Linked DNA regions of Mus musculus: region 2 is linked to region 1. A link is a loop called in an ENCODE intact Hi-C map of the cell type or tissue named here. Cell type or tissue: left cerebral cortex. All regions are shown on one strand. Each heading gives the region's core, and the rest is flanking DNA. Links, peaks and the distances in the headings are about the cores only. Region 1 holds the start of Chtf8 (CTF8, chromosome transmission fidelity factor 8). Region 2 holds the start of Cog8 (component of oligomeric golgi complex 8).

Region 1 (5,373 bases), core at 125-5,124:
TTCAGCAAGAAATGCCATTATACCAGAATCACAATGATCTCAACAATTTTTTTCTTTCTTTCTTGTAGTGGCCAAAAGATCCAGCAAGCTTCAGGCCTCAAACGGCACACAATTCCCAGGCAGGAGCTTTCTAAACAGCTTGAGATAGCTCAAACCCCTGGGCTGCTTTTCCCTTGATGGGTGCATCAAGGGACCCCAGATATGCTACAGAAGTTCTAAGCAATTCCACAGCAGGAAGAGTCAATTGATCTATCTGAAGATAGGGCTCATAAGTTGTAGAATTGAAGTTAAGAAAATTAACATCAGGGCTACCACACCAGGCTCCCCCAAAGACTTACTTTCTCCTGAAAATAGTTTGCTGACAAGTTATAAATTTCCACCGTGCCATCTGTTCGTGAAACAGCCAATCTGTTTGACTGATTATTGTAAGCCACACACCGGATACCTGATGGAACGTAATTAAAGAAACGTACTCGATGGACCTTAAATTCACCCATTCCTGGAGGGACAAAAAGAATCACTGTTAAGCATTAACCCGGAGAATCTCCTATGCATTCAATTTACCATCATCACTGTTGGATAGGAGGTCCCATGATCTCTCACTTAAGTTCATTTTTAATAATGCTGGTGTGCCCCAGCAAGACTCTTCGGTCTCCAGAAATTCAGTAGGGAAGTTTCAACAACTTAATCCCCACCCACCCCCCGCCTCCCCCCAAAGGCTAACTCTATTCCTCCATCTTTTTGGAGGAAGAGGGTTTGAGACCGGCATTTTACCAATACTTTTCTCCTCAACATTACTGAGTCTGGTCGGGCGTGGTGGTGCACGCCTTTAATCCCAGCACTCCGGAGGCTGAGACAGGCGGATTTCTAAGTTCGAGGCCAGCCTGGTCTACAAAGTGAGTTTCAGGACAGCCAGGGCTATACAGAGAAACCCTGTCTCGAAAAAAAACAAAAACAAACAAACAAAAATTTACTGAGTCTGCAAATTACAGACCCACTCTAGTAAGACAGTGACATAGGGTAGATGGGGGAGGGGAATCCCAGAGCACGAGTAGGCAGCGACAGAACTTGGTGGTCTCTTCCAGCCTGCCTGATCTAGCAGCTACCTGACACACACCTACTGGGAGTGGAACTTGTACGTCCCTTACTCTTCTATCCTCAAGGGAGCCACAGGCAGAGCGGGCACGTTCTGATGAGCCACTAAAGCGCGCGGGGTGTCCGCCAGCCCTGCTCTCCCAGGTCCACGGAGCGGAGTAGCTTCCCCTCGGCCTCAAGAACTGAGCATCCAACAAGGTCCGCGGGCCTCCGACCCCAGGTGAACCACACCCCTTCCGAACAGTGGGTTTTAGCTGCCCCCGGAGTTCTCCCCGAACTCACCTACCGCCGGGAACTCGCCAACCCCGGACCTCGCTTCTCTCCGCCCCGGCCCCACGTGCGCGCTTGCGCACTCGACAGCGCCGTCCCGGAAGTACTCCGCGGCGCGAGGCCGGAAGTGCGCAGGCAATGCTCGCGGCGGCGGCGACGGCGGCGGGAGGTTCGGTTGTCGCCCGTTGGCCGCGCGGCGCCGCGCTCGGCGGCCGCCATTGCAGGTCAGGCCGCGGGCGGAGGGGCGCGGGAGGCCGCGGGGAACGAGGCCGGAGGCGGGGACCGCGGCGAGAGCGCGGAGGATGGGCCAGCTAGGCAGCCGGGGCCGGGCGGGGCGCGCGGCTCGGCGAGAAGAATGGCGAGCGGAGGGGCGGGGAGCGGGCGGGGGAGGGGCGCGTGCTGGGCCCGGGAGAGTGAGGGCCGCGCGGGCCGAGGCTAGCCCGCCGCCAGCCAGGGGCGCTTGGGGACCGGGAACTGGGCAAGGACGGAAGGAAGGGAGCGAGGGAGTCGGGTGGAGTGGGAGAAGGGCGGAAAGGCTGACGGAGCGCGGGCGGAGGACGGAGCAGGGGGCGGCGCGGGCCGGATCCACGAGGTAGGTGCGGGGGGGAAAGGGGCTCAGTCCCCGGTCGGGAGGCTTGCTGGAGTCGAGTGGACTTGGAACTCAGAAAGTAGCGGGAATGGCAGCCCGAGACTCAAAAGGGGTTTGGGGCGGAACGGACAGAAATGTGAGGCTTGTTTCAGGGGACCTTTATTTTATTAAATCATGGTAGTGGGGAGGAGGAAGCTGCTAGGGGGGGCATTATTTGGAGGATTCTTGCAAAGTGGTCTCGGGCGCTTTGTGGGAGGAGTGAATGAATCCTAAAGTTGAGAAGGGTGGTGTCCTAGAGTAGCGGGACTGGGAACGGTTTTGGCTCGTATTTGAGTGGTAGAGGAAGGTAGTTGAAAGAGGACTCTTCGGGAGAAGGCTGGGGCTATGAAGACGGATGGGGGCCGTGGAGAAAAGCAGTTTAAGAGTGAGGTGGGGAGGGATAGTTTCTTAGGGGGGTAGGTAGAGGGTTAAAGACCTTGATAAAACGGTTCCAATAGTAGTTTGGGATAGTTTGAAGGAAGTTGGAGAAACGGGCAAGAGGGAGTTAGAAAAAATCTTGTCTAGTTGAAGGAGGGGGGAGGGGAGCTCAAGGGTGGAGGAGATAGAAGAAATGGAAGACTCCAGCAAGGAGGGGGACCTCCCCCACAACTGCCGCGCGGCCAGAAAGGGTTGGGAGGAGGAGGTTGTGAGGGCAGGAAGAGGAGGGAAGGTTGAGATGGGGTGGCAGAGTAGCAGAAGATGGAGAAAACCGGAGTAACTCAAATCAACCGAAGCCATCTTTTCTACCCATTGTCTACAAATAACAGTAATTGATTCCCTCCAGTGGAGGAATCCTGCCACGTGATGGGAACGTACCACGTGGATGCATAGTCTCTAAACACGTTTTGAAAACATTCTTCACTAATGAAAAGTTCGGAAGCATTCAGTTCTACCTTCCCTCCACAGCCCCTTTTTGGAGGGGAGCAAGTGTCTCATTTAAAGTAGTTTAGACTTAGTAACAACTCTATTAAGAGACAAGTTCTCCTTAGAAAACTGGGTCAAACATCCCCTTCAGTCACACAACCACCATGACACTGGTAATAAAAATGATTTGTATTCAGTCATATATAAAACTCACAAGGTTGGTTGTTTGCTAGAAAGGCACATAGAGAAATAGTTGTCATATTTAGAGAAATGACTTTCCAGAGTTTAAGCCCTGAAGCATCTCAGTAAACCCTGCCTAAAGCCTTTGAATTGTTCTCCAGTTGTATAAAGTTGACTTTGATGACCTACTGTTTTTATAGCCTATTTTGTCCATTGTAAACATTCACAGTAGTTACCAATTTGGTGGTAGTGATGTTCTACTTGACATATTCTAGGAAACAGCTAACTTTTTTTACTATGAAATGGTTAAGCCACTTTATCCTAATTTTTTAAAGAAAAATTTTAAAGTATAGTTTTGAAGAATTAGAACATATTCCCTTTAAAACAGACAAAATTCAAAAATACAGGTAGAGATAGTGTCTATCTTGTTCACTGGTTTAATCTTTAGCAGACCACACAAAGTGTTTAGATACATTGTAATGGATTTTTTTTCCTTTGAGACCAGGTTTCTCTGTATATCCCTGGCAGTCCTGGAATTCAGTCTGTAGACCAGGCTAATAAAATGGACATTTATAAAACATGATTTAGTCATAGAAGATTTTGTGTCATTAGATTTAAATCATTGAATCACAGTCCTTTGTTTTTCTGTTTGTATGGTTGGGTACATACCATACTTACACCACATTTTATTTTGGGAAGTTACCATTATGAGGGTCACTGATCAGGCTGTTCTCTAAGACATTAGTAATCCTTTAATATGTAATGATTTAGAGAGCAGAGGATGAGAATTGGGTTTGGTCAGAGATTAAAGTGAACCCACGGCAAAAAAGTCCTCAGTCTTCATGACTTCTTTTTTTCCTTGATGAGGGGTAGAGAGAGGGTTTAGGGTATAATTTTGAATCTTGAAGGTGGCATTGAATTTGACTTTTAAAGCCTAAACATGGATAAGGTAATAGTTTATCAGCTACTTTGATGTATCAGCTTGGATTTTAGCTGCTTTCATTGCAAGGGACAAGGCTTCTTTCAGATTTGCAGGAGAATGAGGGCAATTGCAAGGTAGATGGATCTCAGAAGTTGTGTATGAGGAGGGCTGGTGTGCAGACCACACAGTGGAATGGCTAAAGTCACATCCTGCTTTACTGGTTATTAATTAGCTATGCGACCAATTGCTTAGCCTTCAGCTTTTCTAAGCCTTGTTACCTGAAAGGGAGTTTGATAACCATGCCTAACTTGAGCTGGTTGTCAGGATGGGATGAGATAATCCAGTAAGCAGTCCAAAGAGTATGGAGATGAAATCTTTTGGTATTGGTAACACTGTGCTGCTTTCTAATCAAGGCAAATCTTAGTCCTAGAAACTGGTCGATTCTTAGTGTTAGCATGAAGTGAGACTGAAGACTCAGAAATTGATGCCACACAGAATTTTCATTGTAACATTTTTGTTATTTGTTACTATTACCAGAATTTGGCTTCTTAAACAGCATTGGAAATTCACACAAGTGCTTCAGATATTGGAATCTTTGCATTGATTTAGCAGATGAATAGCCCGAAAACTGAGAAATCTTGACATTTGATACTAGCAGCCTAATATTATGTTTAAATTTTTTTTCTACTTGGAAACATGTTCTCAGATTGTAGGTGTTCTGCTTGTACGAGGCTTCACCTCTTTTTAAGTTTCCCTCACACCCACCTTTGTTGTTGGAGACAGGGTCTTCCTGAGTTGTCCTGCCTCAGCCTGAAGGGCAGGGATTACAGATGCATAGCACCACACCTGGCTTTTGAGACCCTTTGAATAAAATGTATGCTAATTGGGACACGTGGTCATACTCCTGTTACCTCTGTCGGTTGTGCTCTCAAATCAATATGTAAGCTAGCCCCATGGACAGTTTTCTGGTGACCTCAAGGAGCAAGAACAGGAGTAATAGATGCTACAGGAAATCTCAAGCCCTGAGATACACACACACACACACACACACACACACACACACACACACACACAGAGAGATCACATAGGTATAATCATATGGATATACAGGTGTCTCTAAGCTAGACTGACACATTTCCTTTTATATCCGTGTAAGTCACCTAATTTGATTTAGCATAAAACATTTTACAGGGTTGATGGGGTACAGCAACAGAATGGCCAGGCTGTAAGCCACACAGTTACTGTTTCCAAGGCATTGCTAGGTGTTTGCCAGGATCAATAGAAATAACTCAGGCAAGGCTTCCTGCAGCTGTATATAAAGATGTATGTTTTCAGTTGAACCTGCATGGGTAGGTTTGCAAGTGCTACCCCAAATCAGAGGTCAGGTGTCTGCTTTTCTTAGTTCATTGTGAAT
Region 2 (5,373 bases), core at 374-5,373, 160 kb before region 1:
CCAGCCCCTACAACTGCTATTTTTAATTCTGAATATCACTGTTACACTGATGACTGGAGGTGTTTTTTCAGTTTTGTGGGTTTTGGGTTTAAGACTGGCCAGGATCTCCTTATGTAGACCAGGCTGGCCTTGAACCTATAGAGCTCCATCTGCCTTTGCCTCACCCTCAAGCCCCCGTGCTGTAACTAAAGATATGCACCACCATACGGCAGGGTCATGGGTTTTTTCTTTTAACAAAGGAAGAAAATGAAGCCTCTCTAAGCAGAGAACTTGTCCACCACCACAGCTGGCAAGGGGCAGAACTGAGGCTTGAATACAGACGCTTCCACGCTATACCCCACTTAACACCAAGAAAAATAGCCAAAATGCACCTATTAAATTTATTAGGATAGCTTAGTGGTTAAGACCACTGCTGTCCCTGCAGAGGACCTGAGTTTAATTTCTGGCACCTATACGGTGGCTCACAACCAGTAACTCTAGTTCCAGGTCTGAAATCACCTTGACTTCCTTAGGCACCAGGCACATAAGCAGTGCACATACGTACATGCCAACAAAACACTCACACATATGAAATAACAAATATAAAACCATTAAAATTTATTAAATTCCATATGTAAAACCAGAGGCTCATATGGCCGTTTCTACCTTTAACATTAACACACAATAGAAAGTCCACTGTGCTATCATGAGCCTGGAAAACAGTGTTATCACAGATAACAGTAAGATGGCTCCTGTCCTCAGTGAAGTAACTTAGAAACCATCACTCAGAGCAAGTCTTCTGATCCAAACAAAGACGACGCAGACACAAAACAGAAACACTCTATTTACTCACACAAAACACTCTCAGGTTCTGGTTTGTCTGTTTTAGATTTTTGAGACAAGGCTCACTATGTAGCCCAGGCTAGCCTTGAACTCTCCAAGTAGCCTGAGCTGGCCTTATACTTGTGATCCACCTGCTTTTGACTCTAGAGGGCCAGAGACCCTGTTTTCACGCCATTTCTGTTGATAAGAACCCAAGTTGCGTATCTCAGTGTTGTCCAGATTTAATCTGATGGCCGCACACAGGAAACAAAGCTAAGTCCTCTCACACAGCAAAATGTTCTTGGAATGACCGTCCTAAGTCAGTGTCTCTTCATGGCGTACGTACTCCCCAATGTCTGCTTGGTGGAACACCACAATTGCCATGGGGTCCACTTTTCGGCAGTCTTGGGTAGACTTTGCTGCCACCCCAAAACCCTGGAATTGAAAGAACAGACATTCATTTATAAGGAAACAAAACAAAACAAAAACTATATTGAAACAGCTGTATCTTTGAGAACTGTGAAAGGAGCCAAGAAGTCAGTCTCCGAGCTGCTGACTGAAACTTCATCCTTTCCAGTGGGTACCTGGCATTTGCCGTGATGGATGGCTACCGTGGCTACTCACCAGAGGAATGTCCGCCATGGAATAGACAACCACTCCCTGGTACTGAGATGTGTTCTCAGTAATTCGACCCAGACCGGATTTCAACACATGGTTTCCATACAAGAAGGACTGCTCTGCTCCCGGCTTTACCCACACTTTATACTGAAAGAGAGTTAAAAGCCAAGACACAAGGATGTTGGGCTATATCCCTAAATGCGGATTAGCAGCTGCTTCCGAGTTTAAGGAGAGGTGGGGAACCTTTAAGTTGTTTGGACCCCCCCCCCACTTTTTTGTTTTTGTTTGTTTGTGGGTTTTTTGTTTTTTTTTGAGACAGTGTTTCTCTGTGTAGCCCTGGCTGTCCTCGAACTCAGAAGTCCGCCTGTCTCTGCCTCCCAAGTGCTGGGATACCCCAATTTTTGATCTTTCACCATGGAGTTCCTTCCTCAACCTAACATCGAAATTCAACCTTACATCGAAATGCTCACATAATCAGCAATTTCCTTTTTTTTTCCCCTTGGACCCTAGGATCACCCTCACCACTGGCACTTGTGTCTTCGTCTCTGCTTTCTGAGATCCAGCTGACACGGTGGAGGCCTGTTTTCCTGTAGACAACTAGGCTATGCAGCTCCATGGCCATAACCCTTCCTAAACGTGTCCAAGCAGCAATATCGACAAACAACTTCTTAGGCTGACGCTGTCCAGAAACTCGTTGGAAAGAATCTGTGCTCTGACCTGGCCGCCGTCACCCGGGACTTCATCCCGGATGGCAACCTGGAGACCAGGCCCCCACAACGTACCTTGGCATAGGGGGCCAGGTAATCCAGAGCTGTCACGTGCAAGCGGAACTTGTGGGTCTTGGTAAACTTCCCAAAACACGTCCCCAGCGACACGAGCTTGTCTCCGGAGATGTTGGCGGCCAGCTTCAGCATCATCTCACTACAGGGGCGCGGGAGGAAGGTACCCGGTGACGACCAGGGATGGATGCACGCCTCCAGCCCGCCACGCAGTGGGCAGCACGCCCCACCTCACCTCACATAGTACACTCGGTCGTTGTGCAGCCGGAAACAGTACGTGCCGTCGGGTCTGTCCACTAGGAGTTGAAGGTTCTCTCCGATGCTGAGGGCAACAAGACCAGCGTCTGAGCCGGGACCGTCCCGCCCCGGAGCCGCATCCCCACTCCCCGCACGCCCGTCCCTCATCCGCCTCTCCAGTTCTTACTACTTCGCGATCTTCTCAAACATGACCCGGGTCTCTTCTTCAGTCAAGGGCCTCATCTTGCCGCTTGCTTGGCTCCCGGGAATCCTCGTGCCTGGAGAGCCGGAAGCGGAAGTCACTTTCCCACCCGCCCACTTCCTGGGGTCCACGAACGCGTGTCTCTCTAGCCTAATTCTCCGTGATCTTTGCGCAGCCGCCGCCTACCGTGGCGGACTTCCGGGGACCGAAAGCCGGCTAGATGAGAAACCATAGAGACGGGAAATGTTTCCCCCAATCGTTTCCGTTTCCCAGGAGCGAAACCGGCTCTGAAGAGGAAGTGACGGTACCGTGCTTGAGAGATGGCGGCCGCTCTCCCTCTCCAGCCCTCCACGACCGCTTCGGCCACGACGACAGCCACGGCCGTCGCGCTGGGGGAGGTGGAAGATGAGGGCCTCCTGGCGTCGCTATTCCGGGACCGCTTCCCCGAAGCTCAGTGGCGTGAGAAGCCCGACGTGGGCCGCTACCTCCGGGAGCTGAGCGGCTCCGGGCTGGACCGGCTGCGGCGCGAACCCGAGCGCTTGGCGGAAGAGCGGGCCCAGCGGCTGCAGCAGACGCGCGACCTGGCTTTCGCCAACTACAAGACGTTCATTCGCGGGGCCGAGTGCACCGAGCGCATCCACCGGCTCTTCGGCGACGTGGAGGCGTCCCTCGGGCGCCTGCTCGACCGTCTGCCCCGCTTCCAGCAGAGCTGCAGGTGCGGCTGGCCTGATGGGGACGGGCGCGTCATTGTATCTGCCAGGACGCTATCGTCATGACCCAAGCGTAGTGTACAGGGCTCTCTCCTGATTGCCTTGTTAATCCACTTAAACTTCACAGCAGCCATCTAGGTAGGTAGCGTCATTATTTTACAGACGAGGAAGTCGAAGTGAAGTGACTTGTCCAAGAACACAGCTAGTAAGTTTCCAAGAATTGGAAGCTAGGAGTCCACTACTCCCTCATAGGCTGTTGTTTAAATAATAAACATTCAGCCAGTCTTATTGACACTTGTGATCCCAGTATTCGAGTCACAGAGTCATCATCCTAGTCTGAGTATTGAATTCATGGACAGCCTGAGCTACATGAGACATTCAAACAAACTAAAAAATGTATGCATCCGGGCGGTGGTGGCGCACGCCTTTAATCCCAGCACTTGGGAGGCAGAGGCAGGCGGGTTTCTGAGTTCAAGGCCAGCCTGGTCTACAGAGTGAGTTCCAGGACAGCCAGAGCTATGCAGAGAAACCTTGTCTCGAAAAACCAAAAATAAATAAATAAATAAAATTATGCAAGGCAGTTCATTGAGCCTGACATAGTTAACCCTATATAAATGTGGGCTGGAGGTGCTCAGCTTCAAAATGTCCATCGATAGGAAGCTGACAGATCCTATTTGTCATTGTAGGTTGTCAAAAAGCATTTCCTTTTTAAGCTATGTTACATTTCTAGGCCCTCGATCTAATACACTTAGTTCTGCTATCCAGCAGGTCAATTTTTCTTTGGAAGCTTGGATATTAAAAACAGGTTGTGTACCCCATATGTCTGAAAAGAGATTCAGGACTGCATAAAGCGAGTTTCTGGAATTACTATAGAAAAGTGGAGAAAGTTTAAGTGGGAGCGCGAAAGATACATAGCAGCACATAACATGAAGACCTGAAGAATCTTAGGGCAAAAGTGTGGCTTATAGAGTGGTTAGTGCTCTATTAGAAAAATATTAGTAGCTACTTTAAAATGTGTATCTCACCTGCATGTATGTCTGTGCACCATATGTGCCCAAAGGAGGTTAGAAGAGGGTGTCAGATATCCTGGGACTAGAATTATAGGTGGTTGTGAGCCACTAGGTATATGTGTTGGGACCTAAGCTGGGGTCCCCTGCAAGAGCAGTGATCACAGAGCCACTTCTCCAGCCTTAAGTCCAGCTAGTAAGGGATTTGTAGACGCTTTCCATACATTTACTTTATGTAAGGTCTTACATACATGCCATCTTGCCTGTCTCTAACATTCACACCAATGAAAAGACAGGTCCAGAGAAGCCAAGTACCTTGCCGTAACATAGACCTCCTTCGTGAGACCTAGAGCAGTTCAGTCCCAAATGTTGACAGTCTGGGCAGCCAATATAAATCTACAAGCCATTTTTAAAATGACATGGAGGGAGGGGTACCACCATGTTGATGTGGAAGTCAGAGGACAGCTTGTAGGGTGGGTTCTCTCTCCAGTGAGGGGATCACACTTAGGTCAGCAGGCTTGTTGGCAGGCACTAGGCACTGTACCCACTGAGCCATTGTGACGACTCCATGCAAGCAATCAATTAATGAAAAGTTTCTTAAATCTTGAGTTAAAAGTTCTTTCAAGTGTAATAGAAATTGTAGATTTGGTGTGAGGATTTTGTTTGAGATAGGGTTGCACTATGTATCTATCCCTAGCTGGTCTGCCTCAACTTCTGGAGGGCTGGGATCATGGGTGTGCCCCACCAGAGCCAGCCTTGTGGGAAGATTTTTTTTTTTTTCCCGAGACAGGGTTTCTGTGTGTAGCTCTGGCTGTCCTGGAACTCACTCTGTAGACCAGGCTGGCCTCGAAATCAGAAATCCTCCTGCCTCTGCCTCCCAAGTGCTGGGATTAAAGGCGTGTGCTACGACCGCCCAGCGGGAAGATTTTAAATAAACTAGGTAAACCATCTAGCCCGTGTCTAGTAAGTGCTTGGTAACAAACTGCTGTGTAGGATAATAAGGAAATACACTTTCCTGA

What was found. A loop is a pair of places that touch in the nucleus more often than their neighbours do. Peaks named below come from ENCODE experiments on the same cell type or tissue, not always from the same donor. Only the 100,000 strongest peaks of a DNase experiment are listed, where the experiment ranks them.
Region 2: a loop joins it to region 1, with 12 times the contacts of the local background. A loop is called at or near these places in 1 of 42 quality-filtered maps.

What each region holds. Positions count from the first base shown.
Region 1 is chr8:106,889,717-106,895,089 of GRCm38, reverse strand. It overlaps Chtf8 (CTF8, chromosome transmission fidelity factor 8), which reads left to right and starts at 1,497. Exons shown (of 4, transcript NM_145412.4): 1 at 1,497-1,589. Derpc (DERPC proline and glycine rich nuclear protein) reads left to right here and starts at 1,497. Exons shown (of 3, transcript NM_001378379.1): 1 at 1,497-1,589. Utp4 (UTP4 small subunit processome component) reads right to left here and starts at 1,450. Exons shown (of 17, transcript NM_011574.2): 1 at 1,378-1,450; 2 at 339-499. The coding sequence starts at 497. RefSeq lists cis regulatory regions at 2,790-2,797, 2,809-2,815 and an enhancer at 2,780-2,826. In left cerebral cortex, for the core only: no CTCF peak of the experiment used is centred there; DNase peaks (open chromatin) are centred at 1,460 and 2,664; H3K4me3 peaks cover 2,261 bases; H3K27ac peaks cover 892 bases.
Region 2 is chr8:107,054,240-107,059,612 of GRCm38, reverse strand. It overlaps Cog8 (component of oligomeric golgi complex 8), which reads left to right and starts at 2,876. Exons shown (of 5, transcript NM_139229.4): 1 at 2,876-3,352. The coding sequence starts at 2,958. Nip7 (NIP7, nucleolar pre-rRNA processing protein) reads right to left here and starts at 2,736. Exons shown (of 5, transcript NM_025391.2): 1 at 2,623-2,736; 2 at 2,434-2,520; 3 at 2,202-2,340; 4 at 1,426-1,566; 5 at 1-1,236. The coding sequence starts at 2,678. The coding sequence ends at 1,117. In left cerebral cortex, for the core only: no CTCF peak of the experiment used is centred there; DNase peaks (open chromatin) are centred at 2,817 and 3,362; H3K4me3 peaks cover 2,056 bases; H3K27ac peaks cover 736 bases.